Linked DNA regions of Homo sapiens: region 2 is linked to region 1. Evidence: chromatin loops called from intact Hi-C (ENCODE). Cell type or tissue: GM12878. All regions are shown on one strand. Links, peaks and the distances in the headings refer to the core of each region. The heading gives the core; the rest is flanking DNA. Region 1 overlaps SH2D4B (SH2 domain containing 4B). Region 2 has its middle 380 kb from the start of LINC02655.

Region 1 (16,506 bases), core at 4,937-12,936:
GGACGCCTGCCTGTGCCACAACTCCTGCGCTTTTGTAAGGCAGAACCAGGGCAGTGAACAGAGAGAGAAGCTGGAGAACCTCAATTTGCTCTGGAAATGGCTGAGATTCCCTGCCCAGAAAATAAAAACTATGACAGAGGATACGGAGGCGGAAGGAAACAAAACCACACGTTGGTAACTACGGATGGAATGGGTGAGGGACTGAAGGCACGGAGGGCGGGAGGAGGAGGAGCACGGGAAGAGTTTAGACGAGGGAGTAGATACGTTTTAAAGTTTTCTCACAGGTGAGCCAAGCTCGTCATTGCTTTCGTGTCTGAACTGCGGTTCCCAGATGCTTACATAGACTTGGACACATGAGACCCCCCTGCACTCGGGCTACACTGAAAGCATAGTTAAGAGCTGGCAGCACACGACACGTGACAGGCACCCACAACTGTGTGGTAAAGTACAATGCAGTAACACCATGGTGCATGAAATCATGGCACAAAAATACAGCATCTGGGCCGGGCGCGGTGGCTCACGCCTGTAATCCCAGCACTTTGGGAGGCCAAGACCAGTCTGGCCTGATCTGCTCCCTCATCTAAACTCTTCCCGTGCCCCTCCTCCTCCCGCCCTCTGTGCCTTCAGTCCCTCACCCATTCCATCCATAGTTACCAATGTGCGGTTTTGTTTCCTTCCACCTCCATTTCCTCTGTCATACTTTCTATTTTCTGGGCAGGAAATCTCAGCCATTTCCAGAGCAAATTGAGGTTCTCCGGTTTCTCTCTCTGTTCACTGTCCTGGTTCTGCCTTACAAAAGCACAGGAGTTGTGGTGAAACCCCATCTCTACTAAAAATACAAAAATTAGCCAGGCATGGTGGCAGGCACTTGTATTCCCAGCTACTCAAGAGGCTGAGGCGGGAGAATCGCTTGAACCCAGGAGGCGGAGGTTGCAGTGAGCTGAGATCGTGCCACTGCACTCCAGCCTGGGCAACAGAGCAAGACTCTGTCTCAAAATAATAATAACAATACAGCATCTGAGGAACAAGGCAACAGCCCACCTTGAACAACCAAAGCCTCTTCGCCATTTCCAACTGAGTGACAGGAGACTGGTAAATTCTTATTTTGTTGTTGTCATCCACCTAATAGTACTGGCATTTAGAATTCATGGTTATCCTTGTTTTTTATAAAATCAATGTCAGCTGTCCTCTCATGTGGTCTCCATATTTGCCCTGTACCCTCACTTTGACACTGTGCTCAGCGTACCTCCTTATAAGCCCAGAATAAATCCGTGGGGCATTTCTTTACTCGCCCTAAACTGAATACATTCACACATGCACATGCATGCACACACACAGTAGTGAACACTGTAGATTTGAGAAAAGATGTTGGAAGGACAGAGGGTGAGGTTACATTGCATGGCTTACAGCTGTCATCTGTGGAGTTGGCCTCCAGCCCCTGTCTTCCCACTCGCTGCCACTCTGGGCTTTCCTTTACCCCCTACAGCCCTACAGAGAGCCAGCCTGTGTTCCCAGTCCTCACACTCTTCCTTCTCAGTAACCTCAGATGTCTTTCTTCTTCATTAAGCAGTGCAGGGCAGCCTGCTTCACCCAGCCTCTTCTTCCACATTTGCATCCCCCAAAAAATAGCTGTGCTCGGTGGAAAAACTCCTCTAGTTTCTAGGACTCGCTTTCCTTAGAAGGCAATAGGAAGTTATATGTAACAGCAAAAAATAAATTCACTCACTCTTGTCCCTCTGTTTCTAAGCAGTCGATTTGAATTCGTTTCTAAGCAGAGAGTTTCTAAGCAGGGAATCTGACTCCCCCAGAATATAAATGCTACATTTATATACCTTAAAATTTTGATCATTCTATATAAATTAGACAGTTTTCACTTCTTTTTTCTTTTTCAGCTAATCTATGGCATTTTCCCTTGTTATAAACCCTTCAAAGGAGTCACTTTTATTTTCAGAAAACATTCCAGTGAATTGACTTAACCAAAATTCACTGTAAACAATTACATTGCTTCTGACTTTTTGCCATTATTAATAATGCTATGATAATCATCTTTGCGCTTTTTCCAATTTGCAGATAATTTCCTTAGTATAGATACTGGCACTGAAATTACTAGCCAAAGTCATACCAGCAGTAAAGAGTAGGGCCTGGGTAAAAAGATATGTGAGCAGCTTGTATACTGGTCCACAAGAGCTGACTGTTAAATTTTCAGGAATTTTCTAAGCCAGTTGTTAAACACAGCCATCATTAAAAGATAAATGTAACAGGCCGGGCACAGTGACTCATGGCTGCAATCCCAGCACTTTGGGAGGCCGAGGTGGGCGGATCACCTGAGGTCAGGAGTTCAAGACCAGCCTGGCCAACATGGTGAAAACCTATCTCTACTAAAAATACAAAAAATTAGCCGGGTGTACTGGCGCGCGCCTGTAATCCCAGCTACTTGGGAGGCTGAGGCAGGAGAATCACTTGAACCTGGGAGGCAGAGGTTGCAGTGAGCCAGGATCGGACCACCACTGCACTCCAGCCTGGGTGACAGAGTGACTCAGTCTCAAATTTTTTTAGAAAAGTTAAATCTAATAAATGTGCAATTAAATAAATTTTATTAAAATAAGGATAATAAATACTCAAAACTAAAAAAAAAAAAAAAGAGTATAAATACTAGATGTGTATTCCACGAGGCCACTTGGCCCAAAGCCTCACTCCTGAATCTGAACCTCTCCTCCCATCAGCGGCATGCATCTGCTCTTAGCACAAACAGATGAGGTGTGCTGACAGGCGCCACAGAGGTGACAGCAGTGAGGCCATGGGCACCCGTCCCATGGGGCGGCTATAGGAGAGAGGCTGGTAGGAGGGCCCTCTCACTGCCTGGGCCTGCTGCCCTGTATGCACAGCTGCTTGTCCCCTTTGAGGCTCACTCTGGATGAGGCCACTGCTCCCCTATTGGCTGCACAAAGCCAGCCCAGAGCCAGGTTGCACCATGGTCCATGTGGCTCCATCAAATGGGCCTGAGGGACAAATTCTAGGTTTCTTTTAAAAAGCATAGATGAGGAGATGGCTTTTCTAACTATGCCCCCAAATTTAGAAAATATAAAAGAGGTCGGGTGTGGTGGCTCACACCTGTAATCCCAGGACTTTGGGAGGCCAAGGCAGGTGGATCACCTGAGGTCAGGAGTTCGAGACCAGCCTGACCAATATGGTGAAACTCTGTCTCTACTAAAAATACAAAAATTAGCCGGGTGTGATGGCACGCACCCATAATCCCAGCTACTCAGGAGGCTGAGGCAGGAGAATCACTTGAACCTGGGAGGCGGAGGTTGCAGTGAGTGACCGAAGATGGTGCCATTATACTTCAGCCTGGGAGACAGAGTGAGACTCCGTCTCAAAACAAAAAAGAAGATATAAAAGAAAATTTGACCTTGTAACAATCAAGAATTCCTGCATGACAAAAAATTTCATATGAAAATCAAAAAATAAGTGCCAAACTGAGAAAAAATGTTTATCACAGACAAAAGAATCCTCTTCCCTAATATGTAAGGAGTTCTTAGAACTCAATAAGGAAAAGACAACACAATAAAAAGATCATTTACAGCACATTGTATAGAATACTATGCACCTGTTAAAAAAAAAGCCTAAATAGATAATATAAGAATTGATATGAAAAGCCTTCTAAAAACTAGTTAAATGAGGGGAAAGCAATCAAAGTGCAGAACCCCATGCATAAAATGCAAACTTTTCCACAAAAAAAAAAGAGGAGGAATAAGGCCTTTCATGACGGTAACTGCAAAAACAAAGTGAGTGGATACATAAAAAACGAAGAACAGAGCCGGACGCAGTGGCTCACGCCTGTAATCCCAGCACTTTGGGAGGCCGAGGTGGGCAGATCACAAGGTCAGGAAATCGAGACCATCCTGGCTAACACAGTGAAACCCCATCTCTACTAAAAATACAAAAAATTAGCTGGGTGTGGTGGCGGGCACCTATAGTCCCAGCTACTTGGGATGCTGAGGCAGGAGAATGGAGTGAATCTGGAAGGCGGAGCTTGCAGTGGGCTGAGATCACGCCACTGCACTCCAGCCTGGACAATAGAGCAAGACTCTGTCTCAAAAAAAGAAAAAAAAAAAACTAAGAACAGTAGTGACCTCTGGAAGAAGGGGGAGTGGAGTAGATGGAGGGAGAGAGGGAGTCAGCCATTTCTCAGTATACCTTTTTAAACCTTCTGGTTTGGGAATCTTATACTTGACAAGAAAGGAAAGGGTGGGAAGGGGGGAGGGGAAGAAATGAAGACATCAACTGTCCCTAGACTGCAGGCAGAGGCAAAGCAAAACTCAGACACCCCTTCATTATCTGGGGGTGACTGGACTCTTCTGCAGATTACCTGAGGTTAAAGGAGCAGGCAGGTGCTCACCACCCAGCCTCTGGCCCTCCTGGGGACAGTGGTTGTTCAACAATGATGAGGGAAGGAGGGCACCCAAGAGGAGAGAGGCCAAACCTTGGGGTGGCCTAAGGTGGGGGCAGGTAGAAAGAAGAGAGGTTCCCTGCAACCTCCTAACCTTTGGTCCTGGCAATTTCGGACAGTCACCTAAGTGCCCTTGCCAAACAAACCCTCAGGGGACACAAATGTGTGTGAGGACCCGCCTGCAACCAACCATGCTAAACTGCAAACCTACTATTCCAATTGGAGAAAAACTGGCTTGCCTGGGGCTCCGACAGGCAGCAAGCCCTGGTGTCCAGGCTGCCCGGCCATGCTTTACCCATCTGAGGTCTCACTACAAGTTCTTAGCCGGAGGCCCTTAGAGTCTCAAATTGTATGCAAACATTCTAGATCTTTATATATGCATATTTGAGGGGGAAGAAGGTACACCGCTTTCTTCAGATTCTCAAAGGAATCCTTGACCTTAAAAAGGTCAAAGCTCCCAGAACTCCAAAGTTATTACAAATCTCCAACTCCCACATCTCTCCTCCCTCTCCTACCCTAGACTAGGGCTGAAGTCCAGAGGGGAAATGCTAGCCCCAAACTACACAGCAAATCTGGGGCAGACCCGGGACGGGGACCCCGGTGTCCCATGCCCTAATCCAAGGCCCTTGCCCCAACCACACCAACACGGAGCCTGGACCCACCTGACCGGCAGGGCAAGGGGCTGCGGCAGACCCGGGTCGGGGAGGTGGTGGTAGAGTCTTGCCTCCTGCTCATGGCTCTGGCCAAGCTCCCGGAACATGGAGCTGAGGCCAGCGACCGTGCCCTTCTGGATAGCACGGAGCGAGTGGTGTCGGTACTCGTCCCGGGCGCGCTGGGCTCGGCGGCTCCTCTCCTCATCAGCCGCCTTGGACCGGCGCACTGGAAAGAGGAAGACAGCACGTTAGCCCAGATCCGCAGCCCAGGCGGTGCACTGCGCCAGCTGGGACAGGAAGTATTTGGTTGGTGCAAAAGTAATTGCAATGTAGTGGCAAAAAATCGCGATGACTTTTGCACCAACCTAATAGTCCAGGAACCTCAGGATTCACCTGGCTGCAAGGAAGCTCAGAACCCAGAATGACAGAGCAGGCCCCGCCCAGCCCTAGCAGCACCCCTAGGGCAAGCCTGTCCCTACAGAGGTAAAGATACCCTGACGGTTTAGGGTTGTCTGGTTGTTCCTGTGACGCCATTCCAGAATGGCCAAGCCACCTTGGGGTGGAAATTTCCATCTCCCTATCTATTTCTTCCTGGGAGTGCCCTGCTCAGAGCAGCTCCTCAAATCCTCTGCCCACTCAGCTCACCCGTCAAGGTGGCCAGCATCTCCAGACACTACCACCGTCACCCACATTGACAATGCCAAGCCCTGGGCTTGGTGCCTTCCCTGCATTATCTCACTAAGGGACTTCCCCCAACCACCCAGGCAGGGAACATCATTATTTCTGCTTTATGGGTGAGGAAACCAGCCTCTGAGAGGTTAAGTAACTAGCCCAAAGTAAATCAGCTCATAAGGAGCAGAGCCTGGACAGAAACCCAGGTGTGCCTGGCTCTAAAACCCACACTGTTCTTTCCACCCCGTGGTCCCACCACTCAAGCAGCTACCTTCGATTTAAAACCCTGTGTATCTGACACCAGAGCTCTTTCCTACTAAAAAACAAAGGAGCATTTAAAGACCATCTGGCCCAACCTCCTCATGTTATTCATGTGGAAACTGAGGCTCAAGGAAGGACAGCAATTTGCCCAACTGGGTTAATGGACCAGGCCAGAAACTGTCCTTCCTGCTACCACAAGATGAGTTGTTGGAAACACTGGTGTCCCAGTTCTGGAACCCTTTCTTGGTTTCCCATGACCTTGAGAGCTGGTAGGTGACTGTGTGGGCAGGGAGGGGGAAGAGGATCTTCTGCTAACTCTAACAGCTTACGAGACTCCAAGACACCCCGCTCTCTAGCCCTCTGTCTTCACATACACATATATTAATAGATGTGTATATATTCATTTTTTGAGATAAGGTCTCACTCTGTCACCCAGGCTGGAGTGCAGTGGTGCGATCACAGCTCACTGCAACCTCAACCTCCTGGACTCAAGCAATCCTCCCACCTCAGCCTCCTGAGTAGCTGAGAGTACAGGTGTGCGCCACCATGCCCATCTAAGTTTTTTAATTTTTTGTAGAGACAGGGCTTCACTATGTTGTGCAGCCTGGTCTTGAACTCTTGTGCTAAAGCAATCCTCCCACCTTGGCCTCCCCAGAGTACTGGGGTTATAAGAGTGAACCCCCACGCACGACCTCTTCCATCTTTTTGTGCTCCTCAAGGAAGGGCCCTGTCTCAGCCAAGTGGCCTTGAAAAGATATCTGTGCTTCTAAATCTCAAATGGGAGTTCTGGGACCTGGAAAATGCCGGAAAGGGAACAAAACCCATTAGAGGCAAATTCTGGAATTAAAACCAATTATTTTGTAGTCTCACTGCATCTTGGCAGGCCCCTATCTGCCTCTAAAATCCAACTATTTTGCAAAAAAACCTCTTGCTGGCCTTGTTCTTCTAATTGCACCAGGCTAATGCCCCAGCCCTAGTGAGTCACCTTCTCTTCTCAGAGTAAAATCTTAGTTTCTTTCTACTCCAGTGCCACTCAAGACATGCATAGCAGGCACCTACCAAGAACTGCACTGTGAGTATTTGCAGGATAAAGGTCAGTAGACCTGTTCCTGAAAGAAAGCATTTCTACTTCACAAGTTGTCAAAGAACCCTTTCTGGGAACAGAACATCTCCCAGATCTGAAGAAGGCAGCATGAAGTCTGTCCCTCAGAAGGTATTTATGGAAGTGCCCCCATGGGTGTCCCATACAGAATATCCACTAGGCTGTGAACTCCACGAGGGCAGGTGGAGAGTTTGCTTTGGTCTATTCATTGCTATATTCTAGTGCCAAGAACACAGTCGGCAGGCGATACGTATTTTTGTATGACTGATTGGACTCAATTTAAGTATTTAGTGCTGCACTAGGCCCTGAGTTGGATACAGAGATAACAGTGAAGCAAATCCTTCTTTCAAGGCACTCAGGGGCAAGTTGAGAAAATAAGACCAACAAATATCTCTAGCATAATGAAGAAAGTAGTGAGCATCATTTAAAAAAGAGACCAATAAAGTATTGTCAGAGCTTAGGGGCAGCAGCCTCGCATTCTGCTGGGGAGCCAGCAGCCATCACAGGAAATAATTTGACTGGGTGTGGGAAGATCAATAAGAGTTTTCCAGAGAAAGAAAAGGGAAGAGGCCATTCCAGAGAGAAAACTGAGGTTTCAGTGGTTTGTCACTCCTTATGTTACAAGACTCCAAGACACCCCTCTCTCTGGCCTTCCACTTTTTGTGTTCCTCAAGGAAGGGCCTTGTGTCTGCCAAGTGGCCCTGAGAAGACATCCGTATGTTGCGGCTTCTAAAACTCAAAAGGGAGGTCTGTAAGTTCCAGACCCTAAGAACACCATGATACCAGCCTTGTATTGTGACGAAAGGCTCCAACAAGGTCAGGATGCCCCGGGATGGGCTTTGCAGACATTTGACTGCAAACTAAAAACTAGAAGCTCGTGCCCTACAAGGACCGTGACTTTTGGAAGATTACAGCCCCTGAGAGACAGTGACATTCAGTGACAGACAGGCAGGCAGGCTACAGAAGGAAATCGTATGCAGACTAGGGAGCCGGGTTTTTGGAATTCAGACAGGTGGGGCCTTGAGCCATTTGTCACACAAAGATTAAACCCATTCTCCTAAAGCCCAGCTCTAATCTTACCATTCTCTTCCTCAAAAGCCTTCAGTGGCTCCCACTGCACACAGAAAATACAAACACCTTGGCCTGCCAGGTAAGGCCCTGAGAAGTGCCCTGCCTACTTTCCTTACTTTCTCAGCTCAGTGGGCTCCTTCCCCAGCACACACACACACACACACACACACACACACATGCCACTCTGCACTGTAGCTCCACCACGCTCCCACCAAGCTACAAACCTGCCTCTGTGCAGCTGTGTTCACCAACTCAGACCAACCGGGTCAGCTCAGAAATCTCAGGCCCACCCTACTCCCCTGCCCAGACAGAAAAAGCTCAGTGTCCTGTAGAATTCAGATGATCCGGTTACATCCTGCAGAGAAACTCCATGCTTCAAAGCAACATTAATTTGTAGTAATCCCTTGGGTGAATAGAACAATGTCCCTGAAAATTAATGAACCATCCTATAATATGGGGAAAGAAATCAGTAAAGATTTGAATTGTATGTGAAAGTGCATGTGTTTAAATTCTGCTCCGTGTGATCTTGGGCAACCTGAATTACCTTATCTACACCTTCTTTCCTTGTCCATAAAGTGGGGGCCTGACTGGGTTGCTCTGAGATGTAAATGGGACAGTACATGGCGGGCTTGGAAAGCCCTGGCATGGGCTAGGTTTATTAAATATTATCTGTTATTGTCGTGTTTACTGTGAGATAAAGAAGCTGAAATGGCACCTTTAGAAAGGGTCCATCCCTGAGTGGAGGTGGGGAAGTGATGTGGGAGCAGAGGAGATGTGTGGAGTCAGGGTCTCTTGTCAGAGAATGGAAAAAACAAGTGTGAGCAGGAAAAGCCTCTGACCCCTAGGGAGGGAAAACAGGCAGCCGAGATGCTGAAGGGTATCACACAGGCCTTTTGTGACTCGGCCTGCTGGAGCCATGGTCCCTTGGTGGAAGAATGGGTTTGGCACTCAAGACGAGGTAAGCAAAGTTCGACAACAGCTAAACTTGGGCCAAGGGAAAGGGCTCTCTCAACCCTTATCCAAGGCTTCTGAGGTCGGCAGCCAACCACCCTTGTGGTCCTGAAGCCTGCGGGCAACGCCTGATGGCTGCCAACAGTGACCCCCTGTGGCCTCCAGGAGCCACTGCAGGAGTTCCTTAAGACCAGAGCACTTCACACCCATGTGAATGTTGTAATGACTCAGCTTTGGGGAACCATAAAGCCCCCAGGGATTCCTGAGCTAATTCAAGAGGAGAGAGGACCCTAAGCAGGACACTAATCGGCCACATGGGAGCTCAGGCTAGCATTATTCTGAGTTATAACACCAAAAATATGTGGCACCTAGAGTTCAAGGAGAGTTTCAAGTCAGTTATGTCCAAGGAGAAACTGCACGATGTCCCATCCCATCAAGGGATAGAGAAAGCCCTTCTTCTGTCTTCTCCTTCAGCTGTCCTCCCAGCCCAAAATTCTGCTGTGCCCACTCCACTCCCAGCCCAGACTCTACCCCCACTAGCCCCTTCCGGCTCTACCTGTCTCAAGCCTACAGCATTTTAGTATCACTGACCCCGACTCTGGTGCGCACTCCTTTTTAAGAAGAAAGGAAATGGAACCCATATCACTGGACCCTGACCTGGGCCTGAGCCCACGTTTCCCACTCCGCTCTGTCAAAAACCTGGCAAGAAGTGAGACAACCAGTGTGCAGATTGTTGGTTAAAGGCCACAACCAGAATGACACAGGTCAAGGAGCCACAGGTGAACACAAGTCCCTCTGACAACTCCAAAGTCCTGCTTACATTTCTAACCTAGTAACAGTAGCAATGATAAATGTCCAGTTTTTACAAATAATATCATTTCTCAAGTCAGGCTAGCTCATCTCTAAATCTCTGGGCAACTAGATGTTATCTAACTCCACACTCCTACAAGTTCACAGTTGAAAAACTATGAAATGAATTTCTGTGCCTGATGTATTCAGAGAGTCTCAGAAGCCAGAGCTCTGCTGAATAACTGACTGAATTCTCTGTTGAACTGAATAACTAATGGTATTCAAGTGATACTAAATGGGATAATTTCCCTTTTTTCTAACTTGGAAAATTTAATTTGGGTGTTTTATCAAAAACTGCTGCTCCCCCATAGATTAATGGCCCACTATATCTTTCATATTAAATTAATTGAGTGCAGAATGGTTTTGTTGAATGTGAATGACAGGCTCTGGAGTTTAACTCATCATTCTTTAAGAAAGGCTAAGATGAGGAACTAAAACCACAGGGCCTGAATGATCACATCTTTTCTGTTTTCAGAGGCTTTCCCATTTTCAGTTGCCACACCGTACATTAATGAGCAATCAAGCAGCTCCTGGGCCAGACGATTTCCATTCTCCATCCCTAATGAGAAACCAGCCCTGCTCTTAACTTTCCGTCCCATTGTGTAGCTAAAAAAGAAGAGCACTTCATGAACACAGACCTTTACAACTTAGAAAGCACTGTTACTTCCTCTCTCTCATTTCACCCTCCCAACAGGCCTCAGCTCAACATGATTAACCCCATTTTACAAATGAGGAAACTGAGCAACTGAGCAAGAGCTTGCTCAAGGCCACACTAGTAAGTGGGCAGAGCTAGCACAGGACTCCCAGTCCAGTGCTCCTTCCCACACACTGCAGTAGCTTCGGGTGACAACTTTGTAATGGTTCACGATTTTTTGTCAGTATAAACCTTTGCTCTGCCTCCTCTTTCCACCTGCCTCCTCTTTCATCCTGAATTTAAATGAATGCTTTTTAAACTCTTTCTCATCTTATCTTTCAAGCCTCATTTTTCATCACCAGAACCCCAGGCTGCCACCACACTGCAACACGTGCCATGACCTATGCACACAATGATCTTGCTTTGCTCAACACAGTTCCCTCTGCTATGACACCCTGTCCCACCTTCTTCGCCCACCCATTTTCCCTGAACCAAATGCCATTTCCTCTGCAGGGCCTTTCCAAATGCTCTCCCTTCTGAAAGGGATTCACTCTCTCCCCGTGTATTTTATTTTATTTTATTTTATTTTATTTATTTTTGAGATGGAGTCTCGCTCTGTTGCCCAGGCTGGAGTGCAATGGCACGATCTCAGCTCACTGCAACCTCCACCTCCCGGGTTCAAGAGATTCTCCTGCCTCAGCCTCCCAAGTAGCTAGGATTACAGGTGCACACCGCCATGCCTGGCTAATTTTTGTATTTTTAGTAGAGATGGAGTTTCACCATGTTGGCCAGGCTGGTCTCAAACTCCTGACCTCAGGTGATCCACCTGCCTCAGCCTCCCAAAGTCCTGGCATTACAGGCATGAGTCATTGTGCCTGGCCTCCCCATGTATTTTATACAAACCTATGTTGGCACACCTACCTATTGAACTGTAACTCGGGCATGTAAGCCTCTTTTTCCAGGCTGAGATTTTGAGGGGAGGAAATATGTCTAATACAATGGTTGGCATACAGTAGGAGCTCAATTGATGTACAATTGTCCCTCGGCATCCTCAGGGGATTGGTTCAAGGAAACCCCTCCTCCACTCCCCATCTCTCATGAATACCAAAATCTGCGAATGCTCAAGCCCCTTTTATAAAATGGTGTAGGGATTGCGTATAGCCTATGCACACCCTCCCATATACTTTAAATCAGCTCTAGATTACTTATCATACTTAATACAATATGAATGCTATGTAAATAGTTGCTATACTGTATTTTTATTTTTATTGTTATGTTATTTTTTATTGTTTTTTTCCAAATATTTTCTGTCAGAGGTTGAGTGAATCCGCAGATGCAGAACCCAAGAATACCGAAGGCCAAGCGTATACTGTTGCTCCTCAGTCTTAACTGGGTGCAGATGACAAGCATCTCCCCCAAGCGGCAGGAGGAAGCATTGCAGGGAAACGTTCTGCGAGTAAGATCAATGTTGAGCTACGCACCAGCACTGAACTTCAGTAAAGATAGAGCCTCCATCTGCCTTTATTCTGTTATTTCAAACAAACTTGTTATAGACTGTAATGTCTGCTTAGTGTTCCCGCAACCTCAGCCACCCCTCGGCAGTCCTTGGAATGCCCAGCAGTAACTCCACAGGACGGAACCCATGAGGAACTACCTGTGCATGGACCCCTGGAGGCCTGTGAGGCCAATGACCAAAGACATCCCTCCTACAGGCTGCTTTTGGAGATACCTAAGCTGCAGGCCAGAACACTAGGCCAAGAGTAAGGAAAAAGAAAAGCCTTCATTTGCGCCTGATGCCCCGACCTCCCTATTGAGTCTGAGCCTGAGATTCCTTATCAGTACACAGTAGAAATGCCAATGCTCTGCTATGAGGCTGTTCTCGGCTCATGAGCAATGACTGTCCTAAGGCTTTGTGAACTCTCAGGGTTTGGGGCATTCAGATGAATTTAGTGAGGGCACAGTTTTTAGCAGTATTTGGCAATTCTTAAAACAACTCCAACCCATGTGTGAATGGGCATGAAATAGTTCAACAGCAGCTGCCCAGACGTTATCAATGAGCAAGGGGAACACTCTCTCCTGAGCGTATGCCCCTGAGGCATCGCCTAGGAGCTTGCCCCAGATAAAAAATGAGCTTTGACCACAATGTTGCATTTGTATAATTTTAACTCTGAAAGGAAGAAGTAACTGGTAACAGTGAAACCCAGGTCCCAAGGCTGGAAGAGGTCAACAGAGAAAAGGAGGCATGGTCCTGAATATAAACAGACCCCACCCACATTTCCCTCCCCAGCCCAAGGACACACCAATACCCAAGTAACAAGGAATGGAGACTTAAAAGCAAAATCCCACTGTAATTTCAACTGCATACACATGCATTCCATAATGTGATTCCATTCTCATTCCAAATAGAGAGAACCAATCATTTTCCATCTCCCATAAACCAATGATAGGACTACTCCCTGAACACGCTATTAAGGAGGGATTGAAGAACTGGGTGGACTCGCCACTCTGGTACTCCAGGAGGAGAGGACAGAGGAGTCTGTCCCCTGCTTACACTGCTGGAGTGGGCCTGAGATTTGACTCTTATCTGAATAGCACAATCTCTTAGGCTTTCATTGATTCAAAGAGCCTCTGAGTGCAGCAGTCACTCAGGTAGGAAGGGAACTTTCCTTAATAGAAAAAATAATCTCAAGCTAAAGGCAGCCACTAGGCCAGGGCAATAGTGTTGAAAATATATTACACACAGCCCAAAGGGTTTCACAGAGGGGTCCCTGAAGCGGGGAAGATTCAGGGGACCAGGGACCATGGGCCCCCTCACTTTCCTCACCCGGGCCAGCTGCTCACACCTTCTTTACCTAGTGGGCTTCAGCATAAACATATGTGAAAACAGCAGCCATAAGGGAGCTTGGAGAGCAAAGACAGCCCAGTTTTCAAGCTCTTTTGTAAATACAACAGTAAGTCCCTAGGAGAGAGAAACAGAAGACCTGGTTGAGAGATGAGGCTTGCACTGCACTGTGCTGGCATTGCTACTCTGAGGCATCTGCATACAGGATAATCTCTGTTCTGGGCCTGGGCACACAGCCCTTGGTCTGCCAGGGCCCAAGAGACCTAAGAAAATCTGATTGAGACATCAATGCTGAGAAGCAGAAGGAACACTGGTGTCTTAAAAATTGCAACTGCCTCATGGTGCAAAAATTGTACAAAATAAAAATTAAATTTTAAATTTTTTTAATTTTTTTTTTAGACGCTGTTTGGTTTATTCCTTTTCCAGCATTTGATTACATGCTAGGTCACTGGGAATAAAAAAAGATTCAACACAAAATTAAATACTTTCCACCCATCCACCTTCCCAACTGCCCAGTTATGGCCCCAGATTTGTCCCAGAAGTTCTGGGTGTTTTAGGACTGGCACCAAATTAATTATATGTCAGCTTAAAAAGGTATCAGTGGAAAAGGTGAATTAAGGTCCTCTGAAAATCCTCTCTTCCATAAAACAATGAAAACACTGGAAAATCCTCAGAGCCAACTTTCTCAGATTGTTAGAAATTAACCAAAGGCCTACAGGAATTCAGTGAGCATTTATTCAAGAGAAAAAGGTTCATAACAAGTGAAGAGACTAAATTCGTAATCAAAAAAAATTCCCGTAAAGAAACCCGAGGACTAGATGTCTTCACTAGTGAGTTATACTAAATATTTCAAGAAAAATTAATTCCTCTTTACAAATTCATCATGAGAAATAGAAGAGGAATGAACACTTTCCAACTTGTGCTTTGAGGCTAGTATTACCCTGACATCACAACCAGACAAAAACATCAAAGAAAATAAAACTGCAGACCAATATCTCTTATGAATACAGATGCAAAATCCTCAACAAAATAGTAGCAAATGGAATTTAGCAACATATAAACAGGATTATATGCTATAAAGAAGTGGGATTTATCCCAGGAATGTGAGACTAGCTCAGTATATGAAACTCAGCCATGGAATGCACCACGTTAATAGAATAAAGAACAAAAAACATATGATCATCTCAACAGATGCAGAACAAGCATTTGATAAAATCCAACACCCTTTCATCATAAAAACACCCAACAATCTAAGAAAGCATGGAACTTCCTGAACCCAAGGTTATGTATGAAAACCCACAGCTAACATCATATTAAATGGTGGCTAACATCTGTAATCCCAGAACTTTGGGAGGTCGAGGTGGACAGACTTCTTGAGCTCAGGAGTTTTAAGACCAGACTGGGCAACATGGCAAAACCCCGTCGCTAAAAATATATATATATAAATTAGCCAGATGTGGTGGTGTGCATCTGTAGTCCCAACTACTCAGGAGACTGAGGTAGGAGGGTCACTTGAGCCTAGGCAGTTGACGCTGCAGTGAGCTGAGATAATGCCACTGCACTCCAGCCTGAGTGACAAAGTGAGACCTTGTCTCAAAAAAACAAAACAAAACAAAATAGTGAAAGACTAAAAATTTACCTCTAAGATGAGAAACAAGAGAGGGCTGCCTTTTGCCACTTCCATTCAACATAGTATTGGAAGTTCTAGCCAGAGCAATTAGGTAAGAAAACAAAATAGAAGGAATCCAAACTGGAAAGGAAGAAGTAAAACTATCTCTATCTGCAGATGAAATTATCTTGTATGTAGAAAATCATAAGGAATACACAAAAAGATACATTCCAGCTAATAAACAAGGCTAGTAAGGTTACAGGATACAAGATCAATATACAAAAGTCAATTGCATTTCTATGCACTAGCAATAAACAATCCAAAAATGAAACTAAGAAAACTATTCTATTTATAATAGCATCAGAAAGAATACGCCATTAGGAATAAACTTAGCAAAACAAGGGCAAGGCTTCTACACTGAAAACTATAAAATATTATTGAAAGAGATTTTTAAAGACTTAGATAAATGGAAAGACATTCTGTGATCATGAATTGGAAGACTAAATATTGTTAAGATAGCAATATTCTCCAAATTGATCTACAGATTTCATGTAATCACTATCAAAATTCCAGCTACCTTTATTGCAACAATTGACAAGCTGATTCTAAAATGGAAATGGAAATACAAAGGACTCAGAATAACCAAAATAATCCTGAAAAAGAAGAACAAACATGGAGGTCTCATACTGCCCAATTTCAAAATGTACAAGAAAGCTACAGTAATCGAGACTATGTCATACTGGCATAAGAAACAGACATATAAATCAATGGAACAGGATTGAAAGTACAGAAACAGGCCAGGCATGGTGGCTGACGCCTGTAATCCCAGCACTTAGGGAGGCCAAAGCAGGCAGATCGTTTAAGCTCAGGAGTTCAAGACCAGACTGGGCAACATGGCAAGACCCTGTCTCTAATAAAAATACGAAAAAAAAAAACTAGGCATGGTGGTGCATGCCTGTGGTCCAGCTACTCAGGATGCTGAAATGGGAGGATAGACATTTGAGCCCATAGGGCAGAGCTTGCAGTAAGCTGAGATCACACCACTGTACTCCAGCCTGGGTGACAGAGTGAGACTCCATCTCAAAAAAAAAAAAAAAAGAGACAGAGAGACAGAGTACAGAAACAGACATATTTTTGGTGAATTGATTTTCAACAAGAGTTCCAATACCATCCAATGGAGAAAGAATAGTCTTTTCAACAAATGGTGCTTGGACAACTTGGATGGCCATATGAAAAAGAATTAAGTAGGAACCCTACCTCACACAAAAATTAAATCAAAATGGATCAAAGACCTAAATGTAAGGGCTAAACCTATAAAGCTCTTAGAACAAAGATAGGTGTAAGCCAGTGTGACCTTCCTTGGATTAGGCAATGGTTTCTTAGGTAAGACACAAATCATAAACAACCAAAAA
Region 2 (16,506 bases), core at 2,976-10,975, 440 kb before region 1:
AATTTGATAACTCTGAGTTAGAAGGTAATTCAGGAAAGTCAGATGCTAGAAGTGAAGAAGCTTCAGAATAGGGTAACTCATTTATCTCACTTTTACTTTCTTTTTTATGCATGTACAAGAGTGACATACAATAAAAGTCTATAGTTAAGTAACTATAAGATTTCCTCCAATAAGTAGAAAACAAAAATTTTAAGTGATAAGGAAGCATTGTATCAGTTTTATTGGCAGCATATTTTCTTTCTTATTAGTACCTAAAACAATGACTGTACAATGAACAATACCTTAGACAGATTCAATGAAATATGATACGCCCACTATAACACACATGCTCTAGGTTATAAGAGAAAAACAGTCTTGGCATTTGGTCTTCATCTTTTGCTTTTCTTCTGCTCTTTTCAGTGTCAGTATGTGTATGTTAATATAAGCCCCCTCATGCTGCTCCTTATGGCTCTATTTCAAGTACTGGGAAATAAAATAAACAGAATAAGCTATCAGACTCCCCAGTAAAAGGCAGAGATAAATAATGCTAAAAGCAGGCAATATGCATACTTACATAATGCAAGCAATATCAAAAAGAATACCACAAAGTATTTTGAAATGGAACATAAACGAAGTCGTAAGTGGAATCTAAGGTACAACAGAAAAGATGTATTTTACAAGAGATTTGGAAAGTATTATCATAGAAGTGAATGTCTTTAGGAAGATAGTGATTGTTGCAGATCTTAAGGGTATAAGAAAAGAATATCTTATAGCTGATGTGAACAACAGCCTGCAAATTCTGGCATGCAAGCTTTCATCATGATTTGGGGAAATCACTTCCAATCATTTTCCAGTTCCCAAGCTAAATGTGCTGGGCTTGTTCTCGAGGCACATTTTAAAGGTACTGAGGACACCATTCCAGTCACCAGCCATCTGTCCACACTGGAAACCACCAACATATTTATTGGCTTTGCACACATAAGGTTCCTTCAGTGGTTCTGGTGCTCCTTTGACACATTTGGGACACAGATTCTTAGGCTGGGCTGTGAATACTTGGGCTCTGAGCCCAGCAAACTTAATATTCATCCTAGCCAACCAACAATTTCCCACCTTCCTGGTGCACAGCCAAAACGCTGAGCACTGTTCTCGGCTGCTCATATCCTTCTCAGGCTGGGGAAGAAAACTTGACTTTCTTTCTCATTTTCCTCAGTCATTCTCTTTTACTCAAACCCCTCTGGGACACCTACAGTCTCTCTTCAAATGGTTTGGGCTTTTACAAAAGACCAGAGAATCTCAGATTTACACAGATGCTGAATTATAAAAGGGCCCTGTAGCTGCTTAAAAGGAAAGGGATGCTAAGGAGATATATAGGGAAGACACACACCAATTACAAATTATGGTGCCACATTTATGCCGGCATCTCTTACCTTCAGCTGTGCATTTCCTGGGTAATGTCAATTAATCACAACAGTAGCCAAGAACAGCACAGTCCTGTTGCAGTAATCGCCTGAAATGCACTTGCTCACAGACTACAAAGCTGCCCAAGTCACTAAAAATACCACTGGACCATTGTGCTTATTACCATAGAGAGTGATACATCATTGAAATATTTTGAAAATTTTTAAGTTAGGAGATATTTGTTAGGTATTGTCGAAATGCTAATCTTGTCTTTTTAAATCCTAGAAGTCAGTCTGTACTTTGCATCATTTTACCACTGTGATCCTGAAGTGAAACAACCATGGCGAAATAGTGCAGTGGAAGGAAGTTGTAGAATGCCAGTTTATGAGTTTGTTTATTCTGCAGAAATTTTACTGCTGCTCAAACTGACTGCTTCTTTAGTGCCTTAAAGCAAACAGCATAATCTGTGGACTCAAGATCAGAACAATAAACTTCACTGAATTTATAGGCTCAGGAGAACAGCATTCAATAGGGCCTTTTATTATGACCCTATCCTGACAATGTTTTTCTGACTTTCATTGCTTCAAGAATTCATAGGAGAAATGGCAAAGCAGTATGTTGTTTTGAGTGTGAGCCCTACCCCCACTGTTAATCACACCAAATATTGAAGAATACAACTCAGATAGGAGAGCACTACACAGTGGGACCTCTAAGGTGGGTGCAGAAAATTGTTCTGCTTCATGTTAACAAACACATTTTGAAAAATGGAGATGTAGAGCCATTTAATCATAATGCTCAGCTTTCTCACTTACAGACCTTGCATATTAGAATTATTACTCATCACTGGGGTGTTGATGGATGACATATACAGGTGAGTTATATAAGGACATAGAAACCAGCATAAAGAGGGCAGGACAGTGCAGTTTAGAGTGGTTTTCCAGATTTTATATAATTTCGTACAAAGGAAACCTTTTAAAAATCTCACTTTTAATTAATTAATTAATCTCAATTTCCATTAATTATTTATTAATTTAATATATAATCGTATTAATGTTATGTTATGTAATTATATAGCAAACAATAGAAATGGACAGAAGAAATAGGTAAGATAAAAATAAATACAAATATATTTCTAACGATTTCCACTGGTGGTGTTCACTGGCTTTGTAATCATGGAAACCCAAGTTGGAGTTTTCCTGATGCTATTAACAATCCGTACGAATCTGAGCAATTTTTGTAAGTCCTCTTGGCCTTATGGGGTTAGTAGTTAGCACAGGTTGTGGGCCCATAGCACAAGCGGCTATCATAATGATGATGATGATGATGATGATGATGATGATGTTTCTGGTTATCATTACCTTCCAGAGATTAGATAAACGTGGGAAGGATAGTCAAAGAACAGCCATAACTCCCCGCCTCCACCACCATCAAGGGGTTTCTGACTTGATCTTAAATAACTTTATTGAGAGGGAAACTTTGCCTTCCAACTCTTTTGCTTTGAGAAAAATTACAGGTTGAGATACAGAGTAATTTCTTTGTCCTCTTGTTCGTAATCATTTCTACAAAAATATGCTAAAGATTTAGGATTGTGGGAGTAAGGCAGGAAGTTGCTGTCTGGGTCTTTAGCCCCTTTGAAATGAAGTTAACACTGGAAGGAGAGAATGCTCTGGTAAACCTGAATATCAATTTGCAGATAATTGACATCTCTCTTTTACTGACTCAATCCATAAACACAGTATGTCTATTTAGATTTTTATTTGTTAGTTTCTAGTATCAGCATTTTGTTTACAGCATAAAGGTCCTGGACATGTTTTTTAGGTTTTCAACTAAGTTGTGTGTGTTTTGTTTGGTTGGTTGGTTAATGATGAAATGGTATTCTAACTTCAGTTTCAACAGGTTCACTGCTAGAATATAGAAATAGAGTTGATGTTTGCATGTTGATCTTGTGTCCTGAGACTGCTGAACTTATCTAATTAATTCTAAGAGAGTTTGGTTAATTGAATTTTCCACATTCATGCCATCTGCAAACAGGGGCAGTTTCTTTTTTTTTTTTTTTTTTTCCTTATCTGTATGCCTTTTTTTTTTTCTTGCTTTATTGTGCTGGCCAGAAATTCCAGCATGACCACTGAATAGCAGTGGTGAGAGCAGACATTCTTACCTTTTTTTTTTCTGTTCTTAGGGGAAAAACATTTAGTCATAGTAATTAACTATAATGTTAGCCGTTAAGTTTTTTGTAAATATTTGTTATCAAGATCAGAAAATTGACCACTATTTCCAGATTTCTGAGAGTTTTTGTCATGAATGGGTGTTGAATTTTGTCAAATGCTCTTTCTGAATCTGTTGATAAAATCATGTTATTGTTCCTTGGCCTGTTAATATGATTTTATTGATTAATTTTACAATATTAAAACAACCTTGACCCCTGTAATAAAGCATACTTGGTCATAATGTATAATTCTTTTTATATATTGCTAAATTCACTAATGTCTTATTAAGGATTTCTGCATTATTTTTGAGAGGGATATTGATCTGTCATTTTCTTTTTTTAATCTGGTTTGGTTTGGTATCATGTTGTGCTGGTCTCATAAAAGATTATTCTCTTTCTGGCAGAGACTTTGTAGAATTGATGTTAATTCTATTTTAAACATCTGGTAAAATACTCTAGTAAAACCATCTAAACCTGGAGATTTCTTTTTGAGGGGTGTCTACTTATGAATTTAATTTCCATAATAATTACATGGCTATTTAAATTATCCATTTCATAATGAATGCATTGTGGTTGTTTGTGTTTTTAAGGATTGGTCCATTTTTTCAAAGTTGCTAAATTGATGGGTGTAAAGATGTTTACAGTATTTCCTTACTATTCTTTCCATTCCTTCAGAGTCTGTGGTAATATTTGCTATTTCATTCTTAATATTAGCATTTTGTGTCACCTTTTTTTAGTCATGCTAGAAGTTTGCAAATTTTATTGATATTTTCAAAGAAGCAGCTTTTTGTTTCACTGATTTTTTAAAAATTTTTTGTTTTCAATTTTGTTAATTTATAATTTTATCTTTATTATTTTCTTCCTTCTGCTTGCTTGGTCTACTTTGACTTTTTTTTTAAGTTTCTTGAGGGACTTAGATTATTGATTTTGGAACTTTACCCTTTTCTAATATAAGCATTTAGTCCTATGAATTTCCCTCACAGCATTGTTTTAGCTTAATACCACAAATTTAGATGTTGCATTTTCATTTCTATTCAGTCCAATGTATCTTTTAAATTTTCCTTTAAGACTTCTTCTTTGACTCATGGATTATTATGTAGTATGTTGTTTAGTTTCCAAGTGTTTGGATATTTTCTCATTGTCTTCCTGCAACTGATTTCTAGTTCGATTCCATTGTGATAAAGAAAGCAGTCTGTGTGGTTTTAATTCCTTTAAATTTCTCATTGTTTGCTTTATGGCCAAGGATATGTTCTATCTTGGTAATATGTTCTGTGGTAATTTGAAAAGGCTGTGTATTCTTCTGTGGTTGAGTGGAGTGTTCTATAAATGCAATTAGACCCTGTTGGTTGTTGGCGGCATCTGAACTTGTTCCTATATATCTTTGCTGAATTTGTGTCTAAGTTGTTTAATTAGTTATTGAGAAGGGATTTTAAAGACTCCAACTATAATTGTAAATTTGTCTATTTCTCCTTTAAGTTATATCACTTTTTGCTTCATATAGTTTGTAGCCTTTATATTAGGTGAATAAACATTAAGGATTACTATGTCTTCTAAAAAGATTGACCCTTTTATCATTAAATAATATTCCTTTCCATCTTAGACAATTTTCTTTGCTCTGAAGTCTACTTTATCTGATATTAATACAGTTACTCCTGCTTTCGATTAATGTTTGCTTGTTATATTGCTTTCACCTACTTATGATATTTGAAATCAATGTATTTAAACAACATACAGTTGGGTCATTTTTTTGTTTACATCCTGTTAATCTTTGTCTTATAATTGGTAGACTTAGACCATTTATACTTAGTGTAATTATTCATATGTTATGGCAAAAATTCATCATTTTTTAATAAACTTTTAATGTTAGAATAGTTTTCTATTTGCCAAAAAAGTGAAGATATTATATATACTCAACACCTGTTTCCCCCTATTATTAACATCTTACATTAGTATGACATGTTGGTTATAATTTGTGGATAAATATTGATATATTCACATTGGTGAATATTAAATAAAGTCCTTTCTCTGTATTCAGTTTCCTTAGTTTTAATGTTATTTTTCTGTTTTAGGATGCCATCCAGGAACCACATTACACTTAGTTGTTACGTTTCCCTAGGCTCCTCTTGACTGTGTCAGTTTCTCAGACTTCCATTGTTTTTGGTGTTTTTGACAGTTTGAGGAGTACTAGTCAGGTATTTCGTAAAATGTTCCTCAATTTGGCTTTGTCTGACATTTCTCTCAAGATTAGACTGGAGTTAAGAGTTTGGGGAAGGAAGACCACAGAAGTAAGCACCATTCTTATGACATCATATAAATGGTACTATCAACATAATTTGTCACTTTTAATGTTAACCTTGGTCACCTATGAGATAGTGTTTTGCATGTTTCTAAAGTGTAAACTCGTTCTCCCTGCCTGACTTCCATACACTACTCTTTGGAAGGACATGTGTGTCCCTCATACTTAAGTAGTAAGGAATATGCTCCACTTCCTTGAGGGTGAAATATCTATATAAATTTTTAAAATTCTTCTGTATGAGACATTTGTCTCTTCTCCACTCATTTATTTAATCGTTATTTACATCAGTATGAACTCACTATTATTTATTTTATACTTTGATTTATAATTCAATATTGCTTTAATTATGTATTTACTCAGATTACTCTAACTTTGGGCACTGGAAACATTTTCAATTGGTTCTTGTGTTCCTTTGGCATACTCATCATTGTGAGTTCATTGTTGTTGTTGTTGTTTCCTCTAGTTGATTTTTGGTTCTGCCTGAATTGTTCATCTACCCACATTTTTCTGCATCTGGGGATGATGCAAACCAAAACCAGAACATAACCACATTTTTCTTATTTCCCCTGAACCTCTCAGGAGGCTATTGTATATAGTACAACATTTCTGCAGATGCCATGGTAACAAGGATAGAGACTTCACAGCCCAGCGTCTGTCACACTGCTTCCCACGCTGTTCTTGGGTCACACCTACTATGGGGAATTTTTCAAGGTGGAAATCTCTTATAAAGATCTTGCCCCAACCTCCCAACCTCGCCAGCTGCTAAGGCTCCCAGAGTCTCCTCACATTTCCCTACAACTCCATCTGCTACCCACTCCCAAAACGTTAGATCTTTCAGACCAAGTTTCCACATCCCCACCCTCAGTTCACACCTTCTGAGTGCTGTCTTCCTCCCATCTGATGCCACCTTCCTCTAGAACATTCATAGGAAAGGGGGCTTGTCATCTCATGTGCATTCCAGTGTTTAAATTAAAATGCTGAATGATGGTTGTATAAATCCTCATAATCACAGTACTAAGCTCTTAACAAGCAGCTAAAAACACTCTAACTACTCTGTTGAATGGTTATGTTTTTCTGGCACCTATACCCCACAGGTATGACTGTGAGTACACTTCTTCTAGGACCTTGGCCCTGCCGGCATTGCCTCTACCCTAGCACCCCCATCAGACATCCATCCCCCCAAAAATGGCTGCACAGATGGCCATTTCTCTGTCCAACACAAGAATTTCTCTCCTTTGTGTCCCTTTCCTGCAGCTTGGCCATGTACCTCCTATCGCCACAGGGCATTGCCTTGAAGAGGCTCCATTCCAGTGAGACACACCTGGGTTGAAATCGCAGCTCAGAACTTCACAGTTGTGTGATCTTAGCCAGGTTCCATTTCCTTCAGAGCTTGAATTTTCTCATCTTTGAAACAAAGTGCCTCTGCTTTCGCCGTGATAAGGTAAGACTGTCTTCTATTCTGCTCTGAAACTTCATGATACACAGCTCAGCATGACAGCTTGTTCCACATGTTGAATAGCCACTGACTACTCACTCTTCTCTCTCTGCCCTGTGAACAGCAAACCCACCTCTCACCTGTTCCAACTCTCTCTGTACCTCTACTCTTCAATAAGCCACCCCAAACAACATGTCATTCCCCAAAAGGCCTTGACACGGGGAGTCAGTTGCTCTCTAAAATATTTTTCCTTTCCTGCTGGACAACCTGGAAAAATATAAACCTCCCTCCATCTGAAGTTCAAACATCACATTCACCTACTCACCTTCCCTGAAGTACCCACATATTCTTCTCATAAGAAACTAGTATAGACCCTATGACTACAAGAACCTCCTTAAAACATGATGCTGAGATTGGACTTCAATTGATTCCATCACCCAGGTACTGAGCATAGTACCCAATAGTTAGGTTTTCAATCCTTTCCCCTCTCCCTCCTTCCTTTCTTTTGGAGTCCCTAGTGTCTATTGTTGCCATCTTAATGTCCATGAGTACCCATTGTTTATCTCCCACTTATAAATGAGAACATGTGTATTTTGTATTCTGTTTCCATATTAATTCACTTAGGATAATGGCCTCCAGCTGCACCCATGTTGTTGCAAAGGACACAGTTTCATTCTTTTTTATGACTGCATAGTGTTCTGTGGTATATATGTACCATATTTTCCTTATCCAATTCACTGTTGAAGGGCACCTAGGTTGATTCCATGTCTTTGCTACTGTGAATAGTGCTACAATAAACATATGAGTGCATGTGTCTTTTTGGTAGAACAATTTATTTTTCTTTGAGTATAGACCCAGTAACAGGACTGATGATAGTTCTAAGTTCTTTGAGAAATCTCCAGAATGCTTTCCATAGTTGCTGAACTAATTTACATTCCTACCAACAGTGTGTAAGAGTTCCCTTTTTTTCCACAGCCTTGCCAGCATCTGCTGTTTTTTTCACATTTTATTACTAGCCATTCTGACTGATGTGAGATGGTATCTCACTGTGGTTTTGATTTGCATTTCTCTGATGCTTAGTGATGACGAGCATTTTTTCATACGCTTGCTGGTCGTGTGTATGTTTCCTTTTGAGAAGTGTCTGTTGTTTCTTTCGCCCATTATTAATGGGATTATTTGGATTTTGCTGATTCAATTGTTTAAGTTTCTTATTGATTCTGGATATCAGACCTTTGTCAGATGCATACTTTGAGAATATTTTTCCCATTCTGTAGATTGTCTGTTTACTCTGTTGATAGTTTCTTTTGCTGTGCAGAAGTTCTTTGGTTTAATTAGGTCTACTCGTCAATTTTTGGTTTTGTTGCAATTGCTTTTGAGGACTTAATCATGAAATCTTTCCCAAGGCTGATGTCCAAAGTGGTGTTTCCTAGATTTTCTTATAGAATTCTTATAGCTTGAGGTATTACATTTAAATCTTCAATCCATCTTGAGTTAATTTCTCTATATGGTAAATGGTAGGGGTCTAGTTTCATTCTTCTGCCTATGGCTAATCAGCTATCCAAGCACCATTTATTGAATACAGAGTCCTTACCCCCACTGCTTATTTTTGTCAACTTTTTTTGAAGATCAGGTGGCTGTAGGTGTTCAGTGTTATTTCTGGGTTTTCTATTCCATTCCATTGGTTAATGTGTCTATTTTTGTGCCAGTACTATGCTGTTTTGGTTACTGTAGCCTTATAGTGTAGTTTGTAATTGGGTGGTATGATGCCTCTAGCTTTGTTTCTTTCTTTTTGTTTTTTGGTTGTTTTGTTTTGCGTTCTGCTTAGGATTGCTGTGGCTACTTGGGCTCTTTTTTGGTTCTATATGAATTTTAAAATAGTTTTTTGTTCTAGTCCTGTGAAAAATGACCTTGGTAGTTTAATAGGAATAGCATTGAATCTGTAGATTGCTTAGGGCAGTATGGCCATTTTAACAAGATTGATTCTTCCAATCCATGAACATGGAATGTTTTTCCATTTGTTTGTGTCATCTATGATTTCTTTCAGCAGTGTTTTACAGTTATTTTTGTAGAGATCTTTCGCCTCCTTGGTCGGATGTATTCCTAGGTATTTTTTTGTGGCTACTATATATAGGATTGCATTCTTGATTTGGCTCTCAGCTTGAATGTTATTGGTGTATGGAAATGATACTAATTTCTGTACATTGATTTTGTATCCTGAAACTTTACAGAAGTCATTTATCACTTCCAAAAACCTTTTGGTAGAGCCATTAGTGTTTTCTAGGTATAAAATCATATCATGACCAGAGATAGTTTAAATGCTTCTTTTCCTATTTGGATGCCTCTTATTTCTTTCTCTTGCCTAATTGCTCTGGTAAGGACTTCCAGTACTATGTTGAGTAGGAGTGGTGAGAGCAGGCATTCTGTTCTTGTTCCAGTTCTCAAAGAGAATGCTTTGTTTTTGCTCATTCAATATGATGTTAGCTGTGGGTTTGTCACAGATAGCTCTTATTATTTTGAGGTTAGTTCCTTGGATGCCTATTTTTTTAAGAGTTTTTAGCATGAATGGATGTTGGATTTTATTGAAAACTTTTTCTGTGTCTATTGAGATGATGATATAGTTTTTGTTTCTAATACTGTTTATGAGGTGAATCCCATTAATTAATTTGCATATATTGAACCAATCTTGCATCCCAGGAATGAAGATGCCTTGATCATGGTTCATTAACTTTTTGATGTGCTGCTGGATTCAATTTGCTTGTACTTTGCTAAGGACTTTTGTGTTTATGTTTGTCAGAGATATTGGCTTGTTGTGTCTTTGCCAGATTTTGATATCAGGGATCACAGAATGGGTGGCTTCATGGAATTAGTTAAGGAAGTATAGCTTCTCCTTGATTTTTTGGAATAGTTTCAGTAGGATTGGTACCAGCTCTTCTTTCTGTGTCTGTTAGAATTTGGCTGTGAATCCACCTGGTCTGGGGCTTTTGGGGGTTGGTAGGTTTGTTTTTGTTTTTATTTTGAGACAGGGACTTACTTTGTTGCCCAGGTTGGAGTGCAGGGGCACAAACATGGCTCATTGCAGCTTCAACCTCCTAGGCTCTAGCAATCCTCCCAACTCAGCCTCCCAAGTAGCTGGGACTACAGACCCATGCCACCAGGCCTGGCTAATTTTTGTATTTTTTGCAGAGACAGGGTTTTGCCATATGGCCCAGGCTGGTCTCAAACTTCTGAGCTCAAGTTATCTGCCTGCCTCAGCCTCCCAAAGTGCTGGAGTAACAGGCATGAGCCACTGTGCCTGACCAGGTATTTTATTACTGATTTAATTTTGGAACTCAATGTTGGGCTGTTCAGGGTTTCCATTTCTTCCTGCTTCAATCTTGAGAGATTATTTCCAGGAGGAGTTTATCCATTTCCTCTAGATTTTCTAGTTGTGTGCATAAAGATGTTCATAAGCATCTCTCGTGATCTTTTGTATTTCTGTGGGATCAATTGTAATGCCACCTTTTTCATTTCAGATTTGGCTATTTGAATCTTCTCTCTTTTCTTCTTTGTTAATCTACCTAGCACTCTTAGATCTTCTTTATCCTTTCAAAGAACCCACTTTTGGTTTCATGTATTCTTTCTATGTATTTTGGTGTCTCAATTTGCTTAAGTTTCACTCTGATATTAGTGGGGTTTTTTTTCTTCTAGTAGTTTTGGTATTAGTTTGTTTTGTTTTTCTAGTTTCTCTAGGTGTGAGGTTAGGTCATTCATATGAGATCTTTCTGACTTTTTGAAATAGGCATTTAGTGCTATAAACTTTCTTCTTAATACTGCTGCATCCCACATATTTTGGTATGTTTTGTGTCTGTTTTCGTTTCAAATAATTTTTTATTTCTGCCTTAATTTTGTTATTCACCCAAAAGTAATTCAAGAGCAAATAAGTTAATTTCCCTGTAATTGTATGGTTTCAAGAAATCTTCTTGGTATTAATATATATATTTATTTATATTCTACTGTGATCTGAGAATATGGTTGGTATGATTTCAATTTTTTAAAATTTATTGGGACTTCGACTTCCTTTACGACCAAACACGTAGTCCATCTTGGAATTTATTCCATGTACAGATGAGAAGAATATATATTCTGTGTTTGATGGGTGGAGTCTTCAGTAGATGTCTATTAGATCCAATTGATCAAGTGTCACATTCAAATGCAGAATTTCTCTGTTAGTTTTCTCCCCTTGTGATCTGTCCAATGCTGCCAGTGGGGTGTTGAAGTCCCTGACTATTATTGTCTGGTTGTCTAAGTCTTTTCATAGTTCTAGTAGTAATTGTTTTATGAATCTGGGTGCTTCATTGTTGGGTGCATATATATTTGGAAGAGTTAAGCCTTTTTGTTTAACTGAACGCTTTATTATTATAGAATGCCCTTCTTTGTCCTTTTTCACTGTTGTTGGCTTAAAGACTGTTTTATGTGACACAAGAATAGCAAACCCTGCATTTTTATGTGTTCCATTTGCATGATAGGCCTGCTCTAACCCTTTACTTTGAACCTAGGTGTTGTTATATGTGAGATGGGTCTCATGAAGACAGCAGATGGGTGGGTCTCATTTTTTTTATCTAACTTGCCATGCAGTGACTATTAAGTGGGGACATGTAGACCATTTACACTAAAGGTTAATATTTTTATGTGAGGTTTCTGTCTTCCCTCATTTCCTGGATTGCTTTAGAAATTTCTTTGTGCTGATTCCCAACCTTGTCTTAGATCTCATTAAACCTACTTGCAGTCTGATATGGTTTGACACTGTGTCCCCACCCAAATCTCATCTGTAGCCCCACCCAAATCTCATCCCATAATTCCCACATGTTTTGGGAGGGACCTGGTGAGAGATGATTGAACCATGGGGGCGGGTCTTTCCCGTGAATGGGTCTCACAAAATCTGATGGTTTTAAAAACAGGAGTTTCTCTGCACAAGCTCTCTCTTTGCCTACTACCATCCACATAAGATGTGACTTGCTTCTACTTGCCTTCTGCCATGATTGTGAGCCCTCCCAACCATGTGGAACTGTAAGTCCATTAAACCTCTTTCTTTTGTAAATTGCCAAGTCTCACATATGTCTTTATCAGCAGCATAAAAATGGACTACTACAGTATATTGGTACCAGGAGTTGAGTGTTGCTGAAAAGATACCCAAAAATGTGGAAGTGATTTGGAGCTGGCTAACAGGCAGAGGTTGGAACAGTTTGGAGGGCTTGGAAAAAGACAGGAAAATGTGGGAAAGTTTGGAACTTCCCAGAGACTTGTTGAATCGCTTTGAGAAAAAATCCTGATAGCAATATGGACAATAAAGTCCAGGCTGATGTGGTCTCAAGTGGAGATGAGGAACTTTTTGGGAACTGTAGCAAAGGTGACTCTTGTTATGTTTTAGCAAAGAGACTGGTGGCATTTTGCCTCTGCCCTAGAGATTTGTGAAGCTTTGAACTTGAGAGAGATGATTTAGGGTATCTGGTGGAAGAAATTTCTAAGCAGCAAAGCATTCAAGAGGTGACTTCTGTGCTGTTAAAGGCATTCAGTTTCAAAAGGGAAACAGTATAAAAAAAATTTGAGAGGTGCATTAACATTTGGAAAATTCACAGCCTGAGAATGCAATAGAAAAGAAAATCCCATTTTTTGAGGAAATATTCAATCCAGCTGCAGAAACTAAAGAGGAACTGAATATTAATCACCAAGACAATGGGGAAAATGTCTCCAGGGCATGTCAGAGACCTTTGTGTAAGCCCCTTCCATCACAGGCCCAGAGGCCTAGGAGAAACAAGCGGTTTTATGGGCCAGGCCCAGGGTCCCCATGCTGTGTGCAGCCTAGGGACTTGGTGCCCTGTGTCCCAGCTGCTCCAGCTGTGGCTGAAAGAGGCCATTGTAGAGCTCAAGCCATGGCTTCAGAGGGTGCAACCCTCAAGCCTTGCCATCTTCCATGTGGTATTGAGCCTGTGAGTGTACAGAAGTCAAGAATTGAGGTTTGGGAACCTCCACCTACATTTCAGAAGATGTATGGAAATGTCTGGATGCCCAGGCAGAAGTTTGCTATAGGGGCAGGGTCCTCATGGAGAACCTCTGCTACGGCAGTGCAGAAGGGAAATGAGGGTTGGGAGTCCCCACACAGAGTCCCTACTGGGGCACTGCCTAGTGGAGTTGTGAGAAGAGGGCCACTGTCCTCCAGACGCCAGAATGGTAGATCTACTGACAGCTTGCACCATGTGCCCGGAAAAGCCAACACCAGCCCCTGAAAGCAGCTGAGAGGGAGGCTGTACCCTGCAAAGCCACAGGGGTGGAGCTGCCCAAGACTATAGGAACCTACCTCTTGCATCAGCATGACCTGGATGTTAGACATGGAGTCACGGAACATCATTTAGGAGCTTTAAGATTTGACTGCCCCATTGGATTTTGGACTTGCATGGGGCCTGTAGCCCCTTTGTTTTGGCCAATTTCTCCTATTTGGAATGGGTGTATTTACCCAATGCATGTACCCACATTGTATCTAGAAAGTAACTAACTTGCTTGTGATTTTACAGGCTTGTAGGTGGAAGGGACTTGCCTTGTCTCAGATGAGACTTTGGACTGTGGACTTTTCAGTTAATGCTGAAATGAGTTGAGACTTTAGGGGACTGTTGGGAAGGCATGATTGGTTTTGAAATGTGAAGATATGAGATTTGGATGGGCCAGAGGCCGATGATATGGTTTAGCCCTGTGTCCCCACCCAAATCTCACCTTTAGCTCTCATAATTTCCACGTGTTGTGGGAGGGACCCAGTGGGAGATGACTGAATCATGGGGATGAGTCTTTCCTGTGCTAGTCTCGTGATAGTGAATGGGTCTCACAAGATCTGATGGTTTTACAAATGGGAGGTTCTCTGCACAAGCTCTCTCTTTGCCTGCCATCATCCACATAAGATGTGACTTACTTCTCCTTGCCTTACGCCATGATTGTGAGGCCTCCTGAGCCATGTGGAACTATAAGTCCATTAAACTTCTTTCTTTTGTAAATTGCCCAGTCTTGGGTATGTCTCCATCAGCAGCATGAAAATGGACTAATACACCATTCATGTTTTGAATTCTTCATCTTTCATTTCTGAGTTTCTATTTTCATGAGGGACCATTGCTGGAGAGCTTGTGTTATCCTTTGGTGGTGGTACTACTTTAGATTTTTCATGTTGCCAGAATTCTTACTCTGGTTCTGTCTCATCTGGAGATGTTAACACTTTCAATTTTTGTAATTATTTTCATGCAGGTAGGATTTTTTTCCCTTTCTCTCTTTCCTTATATTATTGTTTCCTTCTTTCCATTTCCCTTTCTCCCTATGTAGTGTACCTACAGAGAATGCTGAGTAGGGTCTTTTGGGTTTGTTTCTGTACCCCTATACATGTTTGTTGGAAGGTTTTATATTGGGCTATGAAATTTGACCTACAATCAGTAGACAGTGCCATGCTGTACCACAATCTATGCAGAGGAAGAGTGGGGAGGGTCAGGCTGCTGGTCCAGACAATTGGGTGTTCCAAATGTCTGGATTTCTGCCTGCGGGTAGAGATGAAAAGGCCCCACTGCACCATTATCTATGTCCATGAAGAGTGGGGATGCCCAGGCTGCTGGTCCAGAAAATTGAATGCTCTGAATACCTCAAATTCTGCCTGGAGGTGGAGCAGAGAGGACCTTGCTGCACCACAGTCTCAGGGGAGCAGGCTGGGCTACCCAGAATGACTAATGCAGACCTATTCCAAGTCATCAAGCTGGTCCTGGCTACCAGTCTCATCATCCAGGAGAAACTGCTGCTGTAGTAACTTTTCTCCTGCCGTAGGCCCGCAACAGGGAATAGCACAATTCCAGTGCCTACTGCTAAGGCATTTTCCACAGTTCTGGCTGAATCATGGGGACGGGTCTTTCCTGTGCTGTTCTTGTGATAGTGAATGGGTCTCACGAGATCTGCCCCACTCTAGAGCAAGTGCTCCAATCTCTGGCCCAAAACTGACTACACAGCCATGCTGCCAGGTCACCAGAGAATGACTAACTTTGTATGCTCCTGGATTAAAAATGGCATCCTGCTCAGCATCCCAGGTCTGGGGAAATGCCTGCAGCTTTTCCCAGTGTTTCTCTTTCACAGCATTTCTAAGGCTCTCTCCAAGTTAGCTCCACAGCTTCGGAGAAACAAAGTGCTCTCCCTTAGCCTGGATTGCTTGGATCCCCAGGGGAAAGATGAATCACAGAGGGAAGCTCTCTGCCTCTTTTGCATACTGGAGCTTCACTCACTTTTATCAGCTGGATGCCATCACAGGGGCTCTTTGCCCATATTCTCCTCCCCAGGACCTGGTGTGTCCTTCACAATTCCAGTGGATTCCCATTTTCCTTCTTGCATTAAAGCTCACAGCATTGACCTTTATACATTATATCATTATTTCCAAATGACTGAGGCACCAAAAAGCCCCTTATCTGCCATTTTGGAAAAAAAAAAATCTTGCTGTATTTCAAATAGATAAAACAATCTTTGTAAGAAATAGAAACAGAAATTGGCAAAATTACCATCGTTGTAGGAAACATTATATATTATCTCAGCTTTTGAGAGAAGAGAGAAAAAAATAAATAAGAATATGGATTTCATTAAATAACTACAAAATTTAAATAAAAATTATATATACAGATATATATCATATACAGTAGTCCCCCCCCCCTTATCTACAGTTTTGTTTGTCATCGTTTTAGATGCCTGTGGTCAACCAAGTACAAAAACATTAAATGAAAAAATTCTGTCATGCCTGAGATATGAGTTGTCCCTTTTACTCAGCCTATCCATGCTGTAGTTGTTTCCTGTCAATTAGTTACTTAACCCTCTCAGCTATCAGATTGACTGTGGTGGTATTGAAATACTTGTGTTTAAGTTCAATAGTAACCGAATGCTCCCTCATAATGTCGACATCATTCACCTCACTTCACCTCATCATGTAGGCAGCATATTTTCTCACATCATAAAAAGAAGGGAAAGGCATAGTACAATTGGATCTTTTGTGTGTGTGAGAGAGAGACCACATTCATGTAATTTTATTACATTATATTTTATAATCATTATATTTCATTTTAATTGTTGTTAATTTCTTACTGTGTCTAATTTAAAATTTTAACTCTATTATAGGTAGATATGGTATAGGTTTAAAAAGTGTATGTAGGATTC

What was found. A loop is a pair of places that touch in the nucleus more often than their neighbours do. Peaks named below come from ENCODE experiments on the same cell type or tissue, not always from the same donor. Only the 100,000 strongest peaks of a DNase experiment are listed, where the experiment ranks them.
Region 2: a loop joins it to region 1, with 2.2 times the contacts of the local background. A loop is called at or near these places in 1 of 110 quality-filtered maps.

What each region holds. Positions count from the first base shown.
Region 1 is chr10:80,592,402-80,608,907 of GRCh38, reverse strand. SH2D4B (SH2 domain containing 4B) reads right to left here. Exons shown (of 8, transcript NM_001388272.1): 5 at 5,113-5,329. Among named protein-coding and RNA genes, the nearest start is that of LINC02655, 49 kb to the left of the region's middle. In GM12878, for the core only: CTCF peaks have their summits at 9,316 and 12,061; DNase peaks (open chromatin) are centred at 9,387 and 10,557; H3K27ac peaks cover 477 bases.
Region 2 is chr10:81,026,434-81,042,939 of GRCh38, reverse strand. No RefSeq gene overlaps it. Among named protein-coding and RNA genes, the nearest start is that of LINC02655, 380 kb to the right of the region's middle. RefSeq lists an enhancer at 13,384-13,885. In GM12878, for the core only: no CTCF peak of the experiment used is centred there; DNase peaks (open chromatin) are centred at 6,469, 7,317, 8,435 and 10,969; H3K27ac peaks cover 1,272 bases.